Regions from separate parts of the Homo sapiens genome. Here region 2 is linked to region 1. The links are chromatin loops, found by intact Hi-C in ENCODE. Cell type or tissue: adrenal gland. All regions are shown on one strand. Links, peaks and the distances in the headings refer to the core of each region. The heading gives the core; the rest is flanking DNA.

Evidence for each region. A loop is a pair of places that touch in the nucleus more often than their neighbours do. Peaks named below come from ENCODE experiments on the same cell type or tissue, not always from the same donor. Only the 100,000 strongest peaks of a DNase experiment are listed, where the experiment ranks them.
Region 2: a loop joins it to region 1, with 2.4 times the contacts of the local background. A loop is called at or near these places in 19 of 110 quality-filtered maps.

What each region holds. Positions count from the first base shown.
Region 1 is chr19:5,662,844-5,671,839 of GRCh38, reverse strand. SAFB (scaffold attachment factor B) reads right to left here. Exons shown (of 21, transcript NM_001201338.2): 16 at 7,681-7,818; 17 at 7,401-7,443; 18 at 4,676-4,794; 19 at 4,390-4,493; 20 at 3,954-4,020; 21 at 3,362-3,678. The coding sequence ends at 3,549. Among named protein-coding and RNA genes, the nearest start is that of MICOS13, 13 kb to the left of the region's middle. RefSeq lists enhancers at 2,513-3,013, 3,176-4,090, 4,091-5,005. In adrenal gland, for the core only: a CTCF peak has its summit at 5,516; no DNase peak of the experiment used is centred there; H3K27ac peaks cover 2,666 bases.
Region 2 is chr19:5,609,792-5,618,787 of GRCh38, reverse strand. SAFB2 (scaffold attachment factor B2) reads left to right here. Exons shown (of 21, transcript NM_014649.3): 3 at 2,302-2,366; 4 at 2,453-2,656; 5 at 5,261-5,323; 6 at 6,221-6,248; 7 at 7,158-7,668; 8 at 8,100-8,149; 9 at 8,693-8,793. Among named protein-coding and RNA genes, the nearest start is that of SAFB2, 8.5 kb to the left of the region's middle. RefSeq lists enhancers at 1,637-1,806, 5,779-6,978. In adrenal gland, for the core only: no CTCF peak of the experiment used is centred there; no DNase peak of the experiment used is centred there.

The DNA of each region.
Region 1 (8,996 bases), core at 584-8,583:
CCTGCCTAGGAGACTGGGCTGCCTGCGTTGCCTCGTGCCTGGAATCCTAGCACATTGGGAGGCCAAGGCAGGCGGACTGCTTGAGCCCAGGAATTCAAGACCAGCCTGGGCATGATGAAACCCCATCTCTACAAAAGATACAAAAATTAGCCAGGTGTGGTGTCACCCACCTGTAGTCCCAGCTACTGGGCAGGCTGAGGTGGGAGGATCGCTTGAGCCCAGGAAATGGAGACTGCAGTGAGCTATGATTGCACCACTGCACTCCAACCTGGGTGACAGGAGACTGTCTCTCACACACAAAAAGCTTGTAGCAATTTGTTACAGCGGCCCTAGAGAACTCCATAACTGCCATAGATTCTGATTCGTAGGTCCATGTAGGTGATGCAGTTAGGGTTTAGAATCATTGCTGTGGGCATTTGGTTCTTACAGGTACAGTGTCCAATCTGTGCCCTCAGTTTTCTCTTCTGTTAACTGGGGCTGATAATGACACCTGGGAGGAATGTATGAGGCCATGTAAAGCAGTTAAATGGGAGTCTGGGCCAGGTGCAGTGGCTCATGCCTGTAATCCCAGCACTTTGGGAGGCCGAGGGAGGAGGATCACGAGGTCAGGAGATAGAGACCATCCTGACTAATACGGTGAAACCCCATCTCTACTAAAAATACAAAAATTTAGCTGGGCATGGTGGCGGGTGCCTGTAGTCCCAGCTACTTGGGAAGCTGAGGCAGGAGAATGGCGTGAACCTGGGAGGCGGAGCTTGCAGTGAGCTGAGATCGCGCCACTGCACTCCAGCCTGGGCAACAGAGCGAGACTCCGCCTCAAAAAAAAAAAAAAAAAAAAAAAAAAAAAAAAAAAGAGTCTGTAGGGACATGCCCCAGATGTTCACAGACCTCATCTCTCTCTGCTAGTGGAATCTGTCATTTCTTTCTTTCATTTCTTTTTTTTTTTTTTGAGACGAAGTCTTGCTCTGTTGCCCAGGCTGCAGTGTGTGATGGTGCGATCTTGGCTCTGCAACCTCCACCTCCTGGGTTAAAATGATTATCCTGCCTCAGCCTCCTGAGTAGCTGGGACTAGAGGCGTGCACCACCACACCCAGCTAATTTTTGTATTTTTAGTAGAGCCAGTGTTTCACCATGTTGGCCAGACTGGTCTCAAAATCCTGACCTCAGGTGATCCACCCACCTTGGCCTCCCAAAGTGCTGGGATTACAGGCCGGAGCCACCGCACCCAGCCCGTCATTTCTTATTTCAAAAAATACCCCCTAAAACCCAAAGAAATGGGGTCTTGGTATACTGTCCAGGCTGGACTTTAACTCCTGGCCTTAAGCAATCTTTCTGCCTTGGCCTCCCAAGTAGCTGGGATTGATTACTGGCATGCACAACTGCATATGGCTCAAAAAAAAAATGGGGCCGAGTGCAGTGGCTCACACCTGTAATCCCAGCACTTTGGGAGGTCAAGGCAGGCAGATCACCTGAGGTCAGGAGCTTGAGACCAGCCTGCCCAATGTGGTGAAAACCCGTCTCTACTAAAAATGCAAAAATTAGCTGGGCATGGTGGTGGGCGCCTGTAGTCCCAGCTACTCAGGAGGCTGAGGTAGCAGAATTGTTTGAACCCAGGAGAGAGAGGCTGCAGTGAGCTGAGATCGCACCACTGCACTCTCCAGCCTGGGAGACAGAGGGAGACTCTGTCTCAAAAAAAAAAAAAAAGTACAGAGAATGTGAACAGCTTGAATTTAAAAAAAAAAAAAAAGGTACGAGGGGAAGGCTGAGAACGTGGTTGCTGGGGGTTACCACTGGGTTCCTTCCCGGATGTCACATCCCTTCTGAAGAGAAACATTCCGTCTTCGCCAGGGACGGGTTGCAAGAAAGGCGAGCACAGGACCGAGTTCTGGCTAAGGAGCCTCAGGGGTAAGTTTGCCAAGAGGCCTGTGAGTTCAAGTCCCCGTTCCTGCCCTTCCTTCTCCTGCTGGATAGCCCCGATGATGCCCACACTGTGGGTGGATAGGATTTTTGGAGCTGTTTCAGCCATCCATCATCCATGAGAGTCCCAAAATCCTCAGAGAAACAGAGCCTGAGGTGGGCTGCAGTGAGCCCCGGGAACTGCCTACCTACAAACTTCCCGTTAAGGCAGGAAAGGGCCCCCCTTTACCATCTAAGCCACCACTGGTATTGGTGGGGTCATCTGTCCTTTGCAGCTGAAGGGACCCTAGAGCGTTACTGGGGCTCCGCCGTCTTCCTCTCTGCTGGACACTGCTTCCTCCCCGCTCTCCACTACAGTGAGGCTTACAAAATGGGGGAGGCACTTGCTTCACAGTTTGAGGTATGTCCCAAGTCTGGCCTGGCTTCCTGGATTAGGACAGGTGCTGGATCCCAGATGCCGTGGCTCCAGCTTGCTGCTGGTGTGTGGAGGGTTGGCGTTGGGCTCGTCCCTTCCGGCTGACACAGAGGCCAGCCCTGGGCTGGTCAGAGCCCCATCCTGGCACGAGGGGGCTGAGCCTGTGCACAAGCACGCCTCGGGCCTGAGATGCTGCTGATGACCTTCAGCCTTCACTGCTTCCACCCGACTCTGCCGTGAAAATAGTTTGTCCTCTGAGTAAAAAGGTAATGCGGAAGCATCCACATGATGATGGTGCCTGGGCTTTGGCAAGTCAGTGTGGAGAGTGGCAGCTGGAAATCTTCGCAGGCTTGGTTCGAGTGTGATCCGCAGGGGAAGCATCCGCCAGTGTCCATCAACAGGGTTTGAGACCCCCACACCCTGACAGGGATGCCACCCAGTACCCAAGAGCAAAGCAGCCCGGTCTGTGCTAACATTAAAGGAGAACTCGGTGACTTGAGAAGTCAGGCAAAACCTGCACCGCACAGGCCCATTATGCGAAAACCAATCACTGTCTCACTGGAAAGCCTCTTCCACACCCGGATGCCTTCCCAGAGGTTTCACACATATTTAAAAATAAACAGAGTCGGCCTGGCGTGGTGGTTCACGCCTGTAATCCTACCACTTTGGGAGGCCAAGGCGGGCAGATCATGAGGTCAGGAGTTCAAGACCAGCCTGACGAATATGGCGAAACCCCGTCTCTACTAAAAATATAAAAATTAGCCGGGTGTGGTGGCAGGCGCCTGTAGTCCCAGCTACTCGGGAGGCTGAGGCAGAAGAATCACTTGAACCCTGGAGGTGGAGGCTGCAGTGAGCCAAGATCGCGCCACTGCACTCTCAGGCCTGGGTGGCGGAGCGAGACTCCATCTCAAAAAAAAAAAAAAATAATAATAATAATTAAAAAAAGGAACAATCAGTGTATATCAATACAACTAAAAGTCTAATTTCGTTTCATTTAAAGAGGCAGAAATAAAGAAATGACACTTTAAATAAAGGGTATGTGAACGGAAACACATTTATTACAAAAAAAAAAAACCCCAAAACGAAAAACAAATTCACATTGTATTGAGCTACAATATGGCAGCAGATTAAAAAAAAATATTTTTACACAGTTTAAGGTAACTCCTAACAGAACATAGCCTTGTTGCCACGAGACAGGACACAGGATTCCAAGTACTCAGTAGCGGCGAGTGAAGCGGGCATCGCTGGGCCTGCTCCCCCGGCTCTGGCCTCCAAACCCGCCCTGCATGCCACCGTGTGGGATGGGGTGGCCCCGGGAGGCCCCGCCTGGGGCAAAGCTGCCGCGCCTAGGAACAAATTCACATTGGTTTGACTGCGAAGTCCTCCTGCTCCCCGGCCCATCCCAGCCTGCACAGCTTCCCTGAGTGTTGCCTGCAGGCAGGGCCCCTTCCTAATGCCCTCCCCTCCTGAGTGGCAGCAGCCTCCACAGTACCCCATGCCTGGCCTCACGTCACCCTTGGGGGGAGGGGCACTAGCTGGAAGGACTTGGTTGTTAAGCCTCCAGCAAGGTAGGCCAATATGCAAAGCAGGGGGAAGGGGCGCCGCCCCCAGCATGCCTTACCCTGACATTCCTCCTCGGTTCATCATGTGGCCAGGCCCGGAGTGACCGGACATGCTTCTCTCGCCACCTGGAAGACAGACGTGCTTTCACACAGGGAACTTGCGCACACGGCGTGGAACCCACGGCACATTTAGCCCACTCCACTCCCTTTGGTGAGGCCCCCAGGTACCCACAACTAGCGGGTCCCAGGAAGACACCTGGGCACAGGGACCATAGACGTCCAGCTTCCTCCCAGCAGAGAGAACTCGGGAACGCCCACTGTCCAACTCCTGGGCCAGACCACCAGAGAGCAGGCGGTGTCTGGAGTGCTCTTCATTCCTCATTCCAGCACTGAGAGCAGAGCACCTCCTGTGCTCCCCCAAGGAGAGAAGGCGCGGCCTCCATCTTTCCATCACTCCCCAGCACATCCTGGTCCCAGCCCAGAGCTGCTCCTCACCTTGCCACCTCTTGTGATCCCTGTCCATCATGCCCCCGTCGGCCGTGCCCTGCCATGACCGGTCATCCTCTCTTCGGCCATGGTCCCCCCAGTCACGTCTGCCCCTTGAAAGAGAGACATCTCTGATTTGGATTGCCCCCATCTCTGGCTCTTGTGCTAATAACTGTGGCGGCTTCTGGAGAGTGAATCCCTCTGTGTTTCCCACCCTGTGCCCACATCCCAGCGACTTGCGGGCCCCCTTGTGGGCGGGGGGGGGGTCAGGTACTGTCGGGTGTGGGACACAAACCTGGGGGGAGGAGGCAGCCCCCGGCCCTCGCTCATCCTCTTGTCAGAGCCATAGCCCCCCCAGCCATCGCGGGAGTCCCGGCCGTGGCGCTCTGGTCCTCCATGGCGTTCTGGGTAATGCTGGACATCACAGAGCCAGAAGGGAAAAAAAAGCTTCAGTGTCAGCGCCCAGACCCCAAGGCTTTTCAGGCAACATGCTAACGATGACAACGACAGTCACTCGGGACAGAAGTGCTGGCAGGCTGTATCGGTTCACACAACACAGCTGCCTTCCTGAAATCTGCAGGCCAGAGGCCCTGTGCCCTAGGCTCATGGCCTGGTACAAAAAAGGTACTAGTACCAAGGCATCTCCAAGGCAGGTCCCCACAGCACCACCAGAGCTGGGAGGGCCACCAGGAGTCACCCACTAAAGATGATGCTTACAAGAGAGATTCCCTGGGTCCCACAGCTCAAATGGTTAGTTCCCAGAGCCAACAGTATTCTCTTACTGTCTTCTACTAAAGAAAGGTCAGGTTTATAAACCTTTAATGTGTGCATATTCTGGAAATAATTTTTACAAATTTCTTCCTTCCACAGTGAAGGAAGTATCAAATGGAGCCCTTCATCCGACCAATTGCTAGGCAAGCATCCTTCCTCACAGTCAAGTTTCTCGGAAGTTTCTGCTGGATGCCCAGTCCAGGGTCTTGCACCTTGCTCTGCTCAGGATATAAGACACAGGACACTGAGAGATAAACGGCTGGCCTTCCACTTGGCTAGTCCCACCTTTCCCTCTTCTGTGTCATTGTTTTTGTAAGCCACGTGGCTAACACAGACCAGGAGTTCTTGACCCTGCTGTTTCAGGGAAGACCAAGAGAGGGCGAGTCACACTCTATGCCTACTTATTTGATGGCCAAGGTTAATATTTACACCCACAGCCTATTTCTGTGGCTGGAAGCACTTTCCAGCCTGACTTTCACAAAAGCTAGTGAGGTAGCTTTGGCTCCACAGTCCTGTTTTTTCTCTTTCCACCAATACATATGTGGTCTCTGGGGTTTTTGCCCCATGACCACATTGTAGGTGAAAGGAAACTAGAAAGGAGTCCTGGTAAGGAAACCCCCTTGACACAGGCTGGTTGTTGTCCATGTCCAAGTTCACCTCCCCGTTCAACGGAGAGCTCTGCCAGGGTGAAGGGAGAGATGGCGGCATGCTCCACCACGTGCACGATGTCCCACGTTACCACTGCCTGCTTCCTGGCCTATCCTCCCAGCATGTGCTCTGATGCCTCCCCTCAACAAAGTAAGAAAAGGGACTCCTGAAATAAGCTCTCCTTAGTATTTGAAAATTGAACCAACATTTTTCTGTCCAACCAACCCACGTAACTGTTCAATGAGGCCCATAAGTTCTGTGCTAGTTTTCTCTGTAGGGAGATGTTACCATTTCCCTTTGGGGTAACTCTGACGACTCATTTATGACTGTGTATGTGAGGAGAAGGGATCAAACCGCGTTCCACTGTTAGGAGAGCATATCTAACACCTTCATGAAAGCAGCTGGTGGCCAGGTGTGCTGGCTCACATCTGTAATCCTAGCACTTTGGGAGGCCGAGGTAGGAGGATCACTTGAGCTCAGGAGTTCAAAACTGGCCTGGGCAACATAGTGAGATCCCGTCTCTATTAAAAAAAAAAAAAAGTAGCTGGCAATGATAAACACGTTTGTACAGATGCGCCCACCTCATGTAAACCCCCACCACCGCACCCTTTGTAGGAGGAATATTACCCTCATTTCACTCCTGGGGAGACAGGCTCAGCAGGAAGGGGTGACACCAAGGTGTGACGCCAGTTCTGATTCTGGAGCCTTTACATGGAACCATTGGTGTATGCTCCTCCACCAAAGAAAATCCACAAGACTAGTTCTACGTTTTGCTGCATATAATTTGCCTCCAGGAGCAGGGAAAAAGGAACCCCACGAGGCTGATGGAATTCCTGAGGATCCCGAGACAGAGCTGAGTACTTGGCTATGCTCAGCCACATTAAGGAACCAAGGGGGACAGAAGCGGGAAGCTTATGGTGGAGTCCAGAAAATGCTGGCAGGAGGAGGAAGGGCTCATGAGTGGAGTCCTCAGAGAGGAGGCATCTTCCACACAGCAATGTGCTGCCCCCAAGTTTATAGGGAAAGCCACTAGAGGTCCAAGGCTCTCCTGGGAAGTCTCAGTCTCAATGTAAGATGGAAGGAGAAAATGGAGCTTATTGTTCTAATGTGCTAGCCCCCGAAGAGAATGAGCACAGACCACAGATCTAGTTGTTTTCCAAGGCTAAGCTGGGCCCTGGGGTGATGAAGGATGTCCTTACTTTCAAAAGAGGGCAGGCACTCGAGGACAGACACAGCAACCACAGCCTCCCCAGATGCACCTGTCTGAGTCAGCTGTGCGGCTCACTAGACACTTCCCAGCAGAGCCAGGTCACATCCCAAGGTTCCCTGGCACTGTTGCACATGTGTGGTGAGTGTGGCACACAGAACCCCAGGGTCAAGGCTAAAAACAGCTTCAGAGTAACTGTTTGGACTGACAGCCAAGACTAACCCCAAATAATCCCAAATTTCCATTCCACAAACCTAGACTTTTCTAGTGCTTTACTTTTCTCTTTCCTCATTTTGCCTCTTGCTCAAAGAAAGGGCAGGAAGAAGGCACGCTGAAGGGAAAAGAACCCATTCTATGGGAAATTCTGTGGCTACCACTGTAGCTTCAGACTTACCTGTCCTTCTCGTTCTCCCATCATTGACCTTGAACCTTCTCTCCTGAAAAGGCAATTTAAATCAAACCGTAAGGGGAAGAAGAGGCTTGTTCACAAAGAGAGGACCATCAGGCCCCCAATGAAAAGCATAATTTCCCTAACTGAAGGCAGGAGACCTGCGGGTCTGACTCAGCATACATCTGATGAACGGAGTGGGTTCAGAGAGCCCAGGAGTCCTTGTTCTCAGTCAGAATGAGCCAGGAAAAAGAAAACCCGCACGCCCAGCAGGGGCCCAACTGACCTGTCCACCGAGTGGTCGGGGTAGCGGCCGCGGTCCCTGTGGTCAAAGTCGTGGAAGCGGTCCTGGCGGTTAAAGTCAGAATGGTAGCGCTCATCCAGGGCGGCCCGCTTGGCTTCCGGCCAATAGGCATCATCTCGCCTGTGAGGGGACATGAGACAGAGATAGAGGGATCCCCCACCCCAAATGTATCTATCACCTTTGTGGGAGCTGGCCCCTAGCACTTCACAGAACCAGGATGACTTTCACCAAGAGTGTTCTCTCCTATAGGAGGCAAGGTCTGATTTGACCCCAGTGACTGCACAGTTGTTTTGTTTTGTCCCATGCACCCACCTCCCCTGATGAAAAGCGGCCTCGGTTTTCCAAAGAGGGAGCCATTAGTTAAGCAGTCAGTCCTATGGGCTGCCTGCAGATGGCTTCTGGAGCCCTACACAGCCACCTCCGCTCAGGAAGACCACGTGAGCCTCCACCCCGAGGGGCTCTGTCAAGTGCACCTGCCATCTCTCTCGCCCCAAAGCTGACCTCCTGCCCTGCCAGCAGCCCTGGCCATGTACTGCTGCAATACACAGATGACCATAATGAACTGTCATCAGAAGGATTTCGTACCAAAGCATAATAGATCCTAGAACAGTTTACAAGGCCCTTTATAGAAGTTGCATTGTATATATGACCTGGGCTCCTCTTCAACCCATGCAATAGAAAGAAACAACAAACAGCAATTTTTGCCAGGTTGCAGTGCACGTGTAAAGCCTGACACAATCACTGCTGGAATTACACACCTGACTCCTCACAGCAGCCATGCTCAGCATTTTGTGTTCATACCTCCTCTTCAGTATGTTTGAGAAATTAAAATTAATCTTACTGCCGGGCGTAGTGGCTCATGCCTGTAATCCCAGCACTTTGGGAGGCCAAGGTGGGTGGATCACCTGAGGTCAGGAGTTTGACAGCCTGGCCAACATGGTGAAACCCGGTATCTACTAAAAATGCAAAAAATTAGCCGGGTGTGGTAGCACATGCCTATAATCCTAGCTACTTGGGAGAGTGAAGCAGGAGAATTGCTTGAACCCAGGAGGCGGAAGCTGCAGTGAGCTGAGATCACGCCATTGCACTCCAGCCTGGGCAACGAAAGCAAAACTCCGTCTCAAAAAAAAATTTTTTTTTAATTCTTTATTTCTAGAATAAGCAAAAACAAATTACAATGGATTTAAAAAGCCAGGACAAGGCCGGGGGTGGTGGCTTACGCCTGTAATCCCAGCACTTTGGGAGTCTGAGGTGGGTGGATCACCTGAGGTCAGGAGTTTGAGATCAGCCTGACCAAC
Region 2 (8,996 bases), core at 666-8,665, 53 kb after region 1:
GGGGCGTCGCCTGTCTGCGCCACATTAGCTTTTCTGTGATGCTTTTTGGTCAGCATTTCTCCTATTTCCGGCCTATGTGGGCACTGCAGGCTACTATTTAGGGGCCTAGAAATTGGGTGCAATTACCAAACATTTTTAGACAACGTATTTCAAAAGGATATGCTGTGTTTAGATATAATGCGAAGTGGGACAGCTGAGTTTTAGAGTGCCAGCTTTGGAGCTCAACCAAATTCTCGTGTCAAATGCAGATAATAAAACCTGCTAGCGTTGTTAGGCGTCTTAAATGATAGACTGGAAAAAGCTCACGTTGCGAGACATGCAATTAAACTGCATTTCTTGAGTGATTATTGATAATAGTGGTGAGTGAGACTCTTGAGGTGTAGACCCTGCAGGTTTTTTATGTTTAATTTTCTTTCTTTTTTTTTTGAGACGGAGTCTCGCTCTGTTGCCCAGGCTGGAGTACAGTGGTGCAATCTCGGCTCACTGCAAGCTCCGCCTCCCGGCTTCAGGCCATTCTCCTGCCTCAGCCTCCCGAGTAGCTGAGACTACAGGCGCCCGCCACCACGTCCGGCTGTTTTTCTATTTTTAGTAGAGACGGGAAAGTATGTATTTTTTTCTGTTTGATTTTTCTTTATCGGTGTGTATGTTAGAGAGACTCGGTCTTACTCTGTTGCCCAGAGCGGAGGGCAGTGGCATGATCGTGGCAGCCTCAAGCTCTCAGGCTCGGAGCATCCTCCCACCTCATTCTCACCGGTAATTCAGAGTACAGGTACATAACACCATGCCTGGCTAATTTTTGTATTTTTGGTGGAGATGGGGGTCTCACTTTGTTGCCCGAACTTGTCTCTTAATTCCTAGGCTCAAGCGAGCCACCTGCCTTAGCCTCCCAAAATGCTGGGATTACAGGCGTGAACCACTGTGCCTACACTGTGGGCATTTTTTCTGTTTCATTAAATATTCTTTAAAAGCATACATTCTTTAAATATTGTGAGACATTGGATGGTGTCCCACAGGGTTTCTCAGCATTGGCACTGTTGACAATTTGGGCCGAAGAATTCTCTGGGGTTGGGGAGTATCCTGTGCATTGCAGGGTCGTGACCAGCATCACTAGCTACTGATGCTAATGGCGTTCCCCCAGGTCATGACCACTAACAATGTCTCCAGACATTGCCAGCCATTCCCCCCGGTTGTGAACCATATCTGAATGAAAATATGCTGTAATTTGTTTCCCTTTTGGGTGTTTAACAGGTATAATAGGACAGATATCTATGTTTTGAACTCCTTGTCAGATATCCTAAGACTCAAATTCCTGGAACAAAGGGTATGCACATTTGTAAGGTTTTTGATACATATAGAGCCTCAAGTTTCTTCTCAAGGTTTCCACTCTTGAACTCCTCTGGCCTCCTTTTGCAATTCCTAGCAGAATTCTATCAAATAGTTATTTTGTGGTCACAAAACCCAGGATGATTCTCGACTTTATGGCAGCCTTTGCCTTTTTGCCTTGGGGGAAAAAAAAAAGTTCTTGAGCTAAAAAATGACAAAGACCTACTTGAAATGGGTGGAATATAGGGAGAGCCAGCAAATCACTAACTCAATATGTTATTTTATGTTGCAGTTCTTTGGTTACTAGATGGGTATTGCATTTTTTTGTTGGTTTGTTGAAAATGCCTGTTTTTATCCTTTGCTCATTTTTTTGTGATTTTTTTTCTTAGGTTTGGAGTGTTTTTGAAATATTTGGAAACTTTTAGATATTTTGTGGAAAATCAGAGTACTCTGAATCTAAGAGGAATCCTAGATTTTCATCTCCCTGTTGATGGCTTACTTAGAACACCAATTGAGGCCGGGCACCATGGCTCATGCCTGTAATCCCAGCACTTTGGGAGACCGAGGCTGGTGGATCACGAGGTCAGGAGTTTGAGACCAGCCTGGCCAATATGGTGAAACCCCATCTCTACTAAAAATACAAAAATAAGCTGGGCATGGTGATGCACGCCTGTAGTCCCAGCTGCTGAGGAGGCTGAGGCAGGAGAATCGCTTGAACCCAGGAGGTGGAGATTGCAGTGAGCCGAGATTGTGCCGCTGCACTCCAGCCTGGGTGACACAGGGAGACTCCATCTCAAAAAAAAAAAAAAAAAAAAAAAAAAGAAAACAAATTGAGACAAAATTACGTGTGACAGGAGAGGGGAGACTTATAGTTTATCTTGTAATGTGTTCTGTTCTAAGATTGAAATCTATTCTGCATAAACTAATTATGAGGTAGAACTTGAGTGTTATCTGATTGAACAATTATTCTGTAATTAGGACTGAAGATGGAGGAGGAAGGCACAGAAGATAATGGCCTGGAAGACGATTCCAGAGACGGGCAGGTAAGTGATGTCAGGGTAGAGATGACAAGCAGCAGCTCCCTGTCCTGGTCCAGGTGGTCGTTAACGATTCTTCTTCCTCTTTACAGGAGGACATGGAAGCAAGTCTGGAGAACCTGCAGAATATGGGCATGATGGACATGAGTGTGCTAGACGAAACTGAAGTGGCGAATAGCAGTGCTCCAGATTTTGGGGAGGATGGCACGGACGGCCTTCTCGATTCCTTTTGTGATAGTAAAGAATACGTGGCTGCACAGCTGAGACAGCTCCCGGCTCAGCCCCCAGAGCATGCTGTAGGTAACTTGGAGACACGGCAGGATGTGCCCATAGCCCCGAGGCACCTGGTGCTCGCGTGCTGCTCGTGTGAGGGAGAACACAGCTAAACCGCCATGAACACACAGTTCTGCTTCTACACCCTGGTGTTAAACCATGTCCATTTAAACGCTGTGTAGCTCAGGGATTTACTCATAGATAGCTTTTCTGTAGCACTGGGGAGTGTTTTTATAATTCGAAGCATGTGGTGAGTCATAAAATAGAAAGCTCTGACATAAAAGATTTTTCTTTTCTGAGATGAGGTCTCAACTGTTACCCAGGCCGGTCTTGAACTCTTGGGCTCCAGCGATCCTCCTGACTACCTGGGCTTATTGGCACAGGCCACAGTGCCCATTTAGTTTTTTCCTTTTAAAATACAGTTTTAAGAAGCAAAGATGGTTTATTTATTTAGAGACAGGGTCTTGCTCTGTTGTGCAGGCTGGAGTGCAGTGGGGTCATCATAATTCACTGCAGCCTCAGCCTCCCAGGTTCAAGCAATCCCCCTGCATAACTGAGACTACACAGTGAACCACCACGCCCAGCTAATTAAAAAAAAATTTTTTTTTTTTTAGAGGCGGGATCTCACTAGGTTACCCAGGTTGATCTTGAACCCCTGAGCTCAAGCAATCCTCCCGCCTCAGCCTCCCAGAGTGCTGGGATTATAGGTGTGGTCCACCGTGCCCAGCTCAAAAATGGTTTCTAATCTCATCATGTAGATATTCCTCCTAATGTTGTGTTTTGTTTGTTTGTTTGTTTTTGAGACAGAGTCTCTCTCAGTCACCCAGGCTGGAGTGCAGTGGCAAGATTATGGCTCACTGCAACCTCCGCCTCCCTGATTCAAGCAATTCTCCTGCCTCAGCCTCCTGAGGAGCTGGGACCAGAGGCATGCGCCACCACGCCCAGCTGATTTTTTTATATTTTTAGTAGAGATGGGGTTTCACCATGTTGGCCATGATGGTCTCCATCTCCTGACGTCGTGATCTGCCCGCCTTGGCCTCCCAAAGTGCTGGGATTACAGGCTTGAGCCACTGCGCCCAGCCACTTGACTAATTTTTTATATTTTTGGTAGAGATAGGGTTTCATCATGTTGGCTGAGCTGGTCTCGAACTCCTGACCTCAAGTGATCTGCCTGCCTCGGCCTCCCAAAGTGCTGGGATTATAGTGGTGAGTCACCACGCCTAGCCTGTTAATGTTGTTTTAAGCAAGGTTAAGCAGTTACATTAAAAGATGTAAAGTACAGTGAAGACAAGTATCAACCCTGCTCCCCAAAAGGACTGACTGTGAGCATCCTTGTATGTAAAGGAGGAACTTTGCTCTGTTAGGGCTTTCCCAGCTTTTCACTTCTAGTGTTTTGGCGTAGAGCTCTCTGGTGAGGCTGTTCAAATATCACAAGCTGTCAGTGTCTTCGAGCTGATCTTCATTGTACTCTGACTGATGTCACGTGCCCAGTAGGTTGTTTTGTTTCCTTAAGGCATTGCAGCTTTCAGCTTGGGGGTGGAAATGCCTCCATAGGACTGAACCTTAAACCTTACGGTCAAAAGTCATTGCCTCCAAATTTACCATCCTTTGACCTAGGGCAGCACTGAGCAACTGGTTAGCCGCCTTTCTCAGTCTGGTACTGCTGTGTGCTTATTGTTTTCAGAGTGTGTACTTCTCAGTTAATGGAGGCATCCCAGGTCATGAGTTCAAATCGAGAAAAGGAAAAAAGAAAATATTTGGGAGTGCTGTTTTTGTAGTTCACTTAAAAAGAGCTTCAGATTTAGTAAAACTTGGTGTTAACAGTTTTTCTTTTGTTTGGCATGTAGTAAAGAGAGAAATTGACCAAGTTAGATGTTTGTTTTTAATAAAGTAGGCTAGGCGGGCCAGGCGCGGTGGCTCACACCTGTAATCCCAACACTCCGGGAGGCTGAGGTGGGCGGATCACCTGAGGTCAGGAGTTCAAGACCAGCCTGGACATGGTGAAACCCCGTCTCTACTAAAACATACAAAAAATTAGCCGGGCGTGGTGGTGCATGCCTGTAATCCTAGCTCCTCGGGAGGCTGAGGCAGGAGAATTGCTTGAACCCAGGAGGTGGAGGTTGCAATGAGCCGAGATGGCGCCATTGCACTCCAGCCTGGGCAAAAGGAGTGACACTCCGTCTCAAATGAATGAGTGAATGAATGAATGAATAAAGTAGGCTAGGAGAAAGTGCCCGGTTAGTGTTACCTTAAGAGTATTGCTACCAGGTGAAATTGGAGGGGTGCATTTTATCATTTTGAGTTCTGCTTTGGAAATCCTGTGATTGGAGGGGTATGTGGTAATCACCAGTACTTAGAAACTGCCTGGGAAATTCATTCGTTCATTCACCCAGTACAGACAGGGCATACCCACCTGCAGGCCACTGCCAGAGACGCTGGTGGAGCAGAGTCGTGGAGTGTGTGTTCTGGCGGAGAGGCAGGTGCTGAACTGAATGACCCAACAGTAGACTTGCAGATGGCAAAAGGTGCCGTGAGGGAAATAGACACACAAGTTGCCTAAGCGAGGTGTCAGCCTTGGTTTTCATAGCTCCAGCCTCCACGAAGTCATCTTCCATTTTGTTTTTCAGGTGGATGGGGAAGGATTTAAGAACACTTTGGAAACTTCATCGTTGAACTTCAAAGTAACTCCGGTAAGTTACCATCTGGTTCTGCATCGCTGGAAATGTTAATCGAGTGGTTGATTTTCCATAATGAAAGAGCAGTGTGTATGTGTATGGAAATGACTGGATACTGTGCTGGATGCTGGGGTTAAGAGGTTAGCAGAAGAGAAACAGTCTCAGGGCTGGCCATCTAGCAGGGGCAGTGGGATCAAACCAAATATGTAACCAGAAGGGAGAAAGAAGTGTGATGAGGGAGCAGTTCTGGTGGTTGGACTTCATAAGTGCCTGGAACTCTTCCCAGAGGTCTGACGGATAGGTTGAAGAGGGAAAGAAGAATTTGGAGCAGAAAGTTTGGGTGGTGTCTCTGATGCAAAAGAGAGAGGGGAGCACACAGGGTTGGATAGAAGCCAGAGGTGTTGCAGAGCAGCTGGGCCCGCCTCGCTGAGTCTGGGCCACCAGAAGGATTGGACCTATTGTCCTAAGTGAGACAGATGTCGGAAAAGGTTTTCAGCAGAGTAGAGAGATCATTTTGTTATGACAGGTTTCAGTTACAAATCAGTTTATGTTGGGAGAAGTATTTTTTTCTTAAATCCACTGTGACCTCTTCTCTGACAAAGGGGGTGTTTGCCAGCTGCAGCAGCCACTAGGTCAGCTTGGTCATGGGGTGGGTGGCATGGCAGGGCAGGGCCCAAACTCGGGAGAATGGGACAGACTGTTATCACTAGGGACCTGCTGTTACCAGGGAAACTGTTAAAATGAGCTGGTTTTCATCAGGTTATTGTAGGATGGAATACATTTTTTGGAGACAAGAAAGTTTTGTGGAAACAGGCATTTATTCACAGATGATTGAAAGCCATATTTACTGGTGAAATGTATGTGCCCCGTGTTTAAAGTGACTTGTGGATTTGCTTTTTCTTTTTTAAATAGGACATTGAAGAATCCCTTTTGGAGCCAGGTACTGATAAGAGAAACACGACAGTTATGGTTTGAAAGTTTTCACACTATTATTTTAAAGCTGTCTATATTTTAAGCTGTGTTATGATCTTGTAAATTGCTCTAATGGTGGACAATCCAGATCATACAAGGATCAGAGATTGGAAACCCATTCGTATCACCAGATCTGTGGAAGAGCCATTCTGGCTTCTTGAGGTCAAATACATTTGGTGCAATGTAGTAGTGATTCTTTTCATGTCTAACCACGTAGAGTGGCATTTAATTCCCCCGTCCCCGTGATTCCTCCATGTGTTTCTACACATGAAACAGATCTTGTGATATTTTGCTGCAGTCATTTTGATTAACGCAGTTAAGGCAGGATAAAGCTGTTGTCAGGGCACTTACCACCTGAGAAGTGACTGGATTCCAGAAGAGGAAACAGAGTTTCTCCGTGAAAATTTTCAACATATTATTCCCCTTCCGGACTGCGTTTATCTCCCACCGTCAGAAGAGATTCTGATTTTCATATTGGATTGTTCTGTTAAAAGAAATTCAAAGAAATTTGGAAGTTGAGCTGTCATTGAATGGTGATTGCATTCGGTTCAGCACCTTGGACATTGGAAAATCAGTCAGAAGACCCAGACTTGAACAAAAACTCGAAGAAGACTATTGAGAACCAGCCGCGTGGTTGTAGGTGTTTAAATCTGTGGGGGCCTTTTCTCTTCCGTGTAGCGTAGAGGCTTACCTAGAGGCGGTCGCGGCGCAGGTAGTGTAACCAGTATAACTTTGTGTACCCGCGGGTTTTCCAATCTCTGTGTAGCTAGCAGTTCTCTTCGTGTTAGTGTGGCAGCCGTGCCAGTTCCACATTTGTGATTGCTTTATTTCCCTGGTAATTAAACCTTGTGCCATTCTATTCCTGTTAAATCCGTAGAAAATGAGAAAATACTCGACATTTTGGGGGAAACTTGTAAATCTGAGCCAGTAAAAGAAGAAAGTTCCGAGCTGGAGCAGCCATTTGCACAGGACACAAGTAGCGTGGGGCCAGACAGAAAGCTTGCGGAGGAAGAGGACCTATTTGACAGCGCCCATCCGGAAGAGGGTGATTTAGATTTGGCCAGCGAGTCAACAGCACACGCTCAGTCGAGCAAGGCAGACAGCCTGTTAGCGGTAGTGAAAAGGGAGCCCGCGGAGCAGCCAGGCGATGGCGAGAGGACGGACTGTGAGCCTGTAGGGCTAGAGCCGGCAGTTGAGCAGAGTAGTGCGGCCTCCGAGCTCGCGGAGGCCTCTAGCGAGGAGCTCGCAGAAGCACCCACGGAAGCCCCAAGCCCAGAAGCCAGAGATAGCAAAGAAGACGGGAGGAAGTTTGATTTTGACGCTTGTAATGAAGTCCCTCCGGCTCCTAAAGAGTCCTCAACCAGTGAGGGCGCTGATCAGAAAATGAGGTTTGTTTTTTCTCAGTTTTAGACCAGACGCTATCTCCTTTTCATTGGTCATGTAATGACACACATAAGCTGTTTTTTTCTGCAATTGGCCAGCCAGACTGACGAAATTGTAGTTTTGCTTCTAAAGAATGTTTCGTTTCTCTTTGTGTGTTTTTAATGGGTGATTCAATTCCTTTTCTTTTTCTCAACCTACCATGGTTGTGTTCTTAAATTGTTAATTGTTATCTTCAGCTAAATCGAATTGACTTTTACAAATCTGACATTGTATTTTTGGGGTCAGATTTTCCAATATAAGCTTGCAGAGGTGTCTGTTAAAATTTTATTTCAGACTAATTTTCTGGTAGGTATTCAGTTTTAGCACATAATCATATTTTTAGTTTTGTTCTCTTTCGTTTTTTTCCTGTATGAGTAACATTAACTTTTGTCTCTAGCTCTTTTAAGGAAGAAAAAGATATAAAGCCAATCATTAAAGATGAAAAAGGTATGATTTAATTTAACGTGGTAGGGAGCCAGGTATGGTTCCCTTATTTTGGGAGGAGGGGCCTGGAGATATACACACTTTGGATTCAGTAATTTGTTTTGTTATGGGTTACCGGAATCAACCACCTAATGGTTTCTTGAGAGACTAGTTTTAGAAGTTCGCAAGCACCTGCATTTTATGTTTCTCTTGTGGTTGTCATCTATGGGATGGTGAAAAGCACATTACAAGAAAGGAATAATTCTGCTCATTGAAGACTGTTTCAAGGATTTTAGAGACTGCCGTCTTGGATGAGATCTGATCATCAAAAGACATTTCAGTTCATAACTGACATGGGCATGATTATTCCTTGAGTAAGGAAACTCAGTTTTTGCTGTCCAGATTTTCAGCCTTCTGTGTGTTGGCATGTGTGTGTGCGTTAAATTCTTAAGTCAGCAGTTGGGATTGGGCGTCGTTAGGGTTTTTAAAGAGGGCTGCGGTCTTAAGAATGGTTGTGCTTCCTGTTAGGCCTTGGGGTGATGCCTAAGAATCTCCCTCTCGTGCCAGGTCGGGTCGGCAGCGGTTCTGGTCGGAACCTGTGGGTCAGCGGGCTGTCCTCCACAACACGCGCTACGGATCTCAAGAACCTTTTCAGCAAGTATGGGAAGGTATGCCTTCCCTTGCCTCATACCATCCACTGTGATTCAGAGTTAAAAAGGAAGCTCTGCTGGGCACGGTGGTTCACGTCTATAATCCCAGCAGTTTGGGAGGCTGAGGCAGGAGGATTGCTTGAGCCCAGGAGTTCAAGACCAGCCTGGGCAACATAGCAAGATGTTGTGTTTACTAAAAAATGGAACGACAGCAGCGAAGC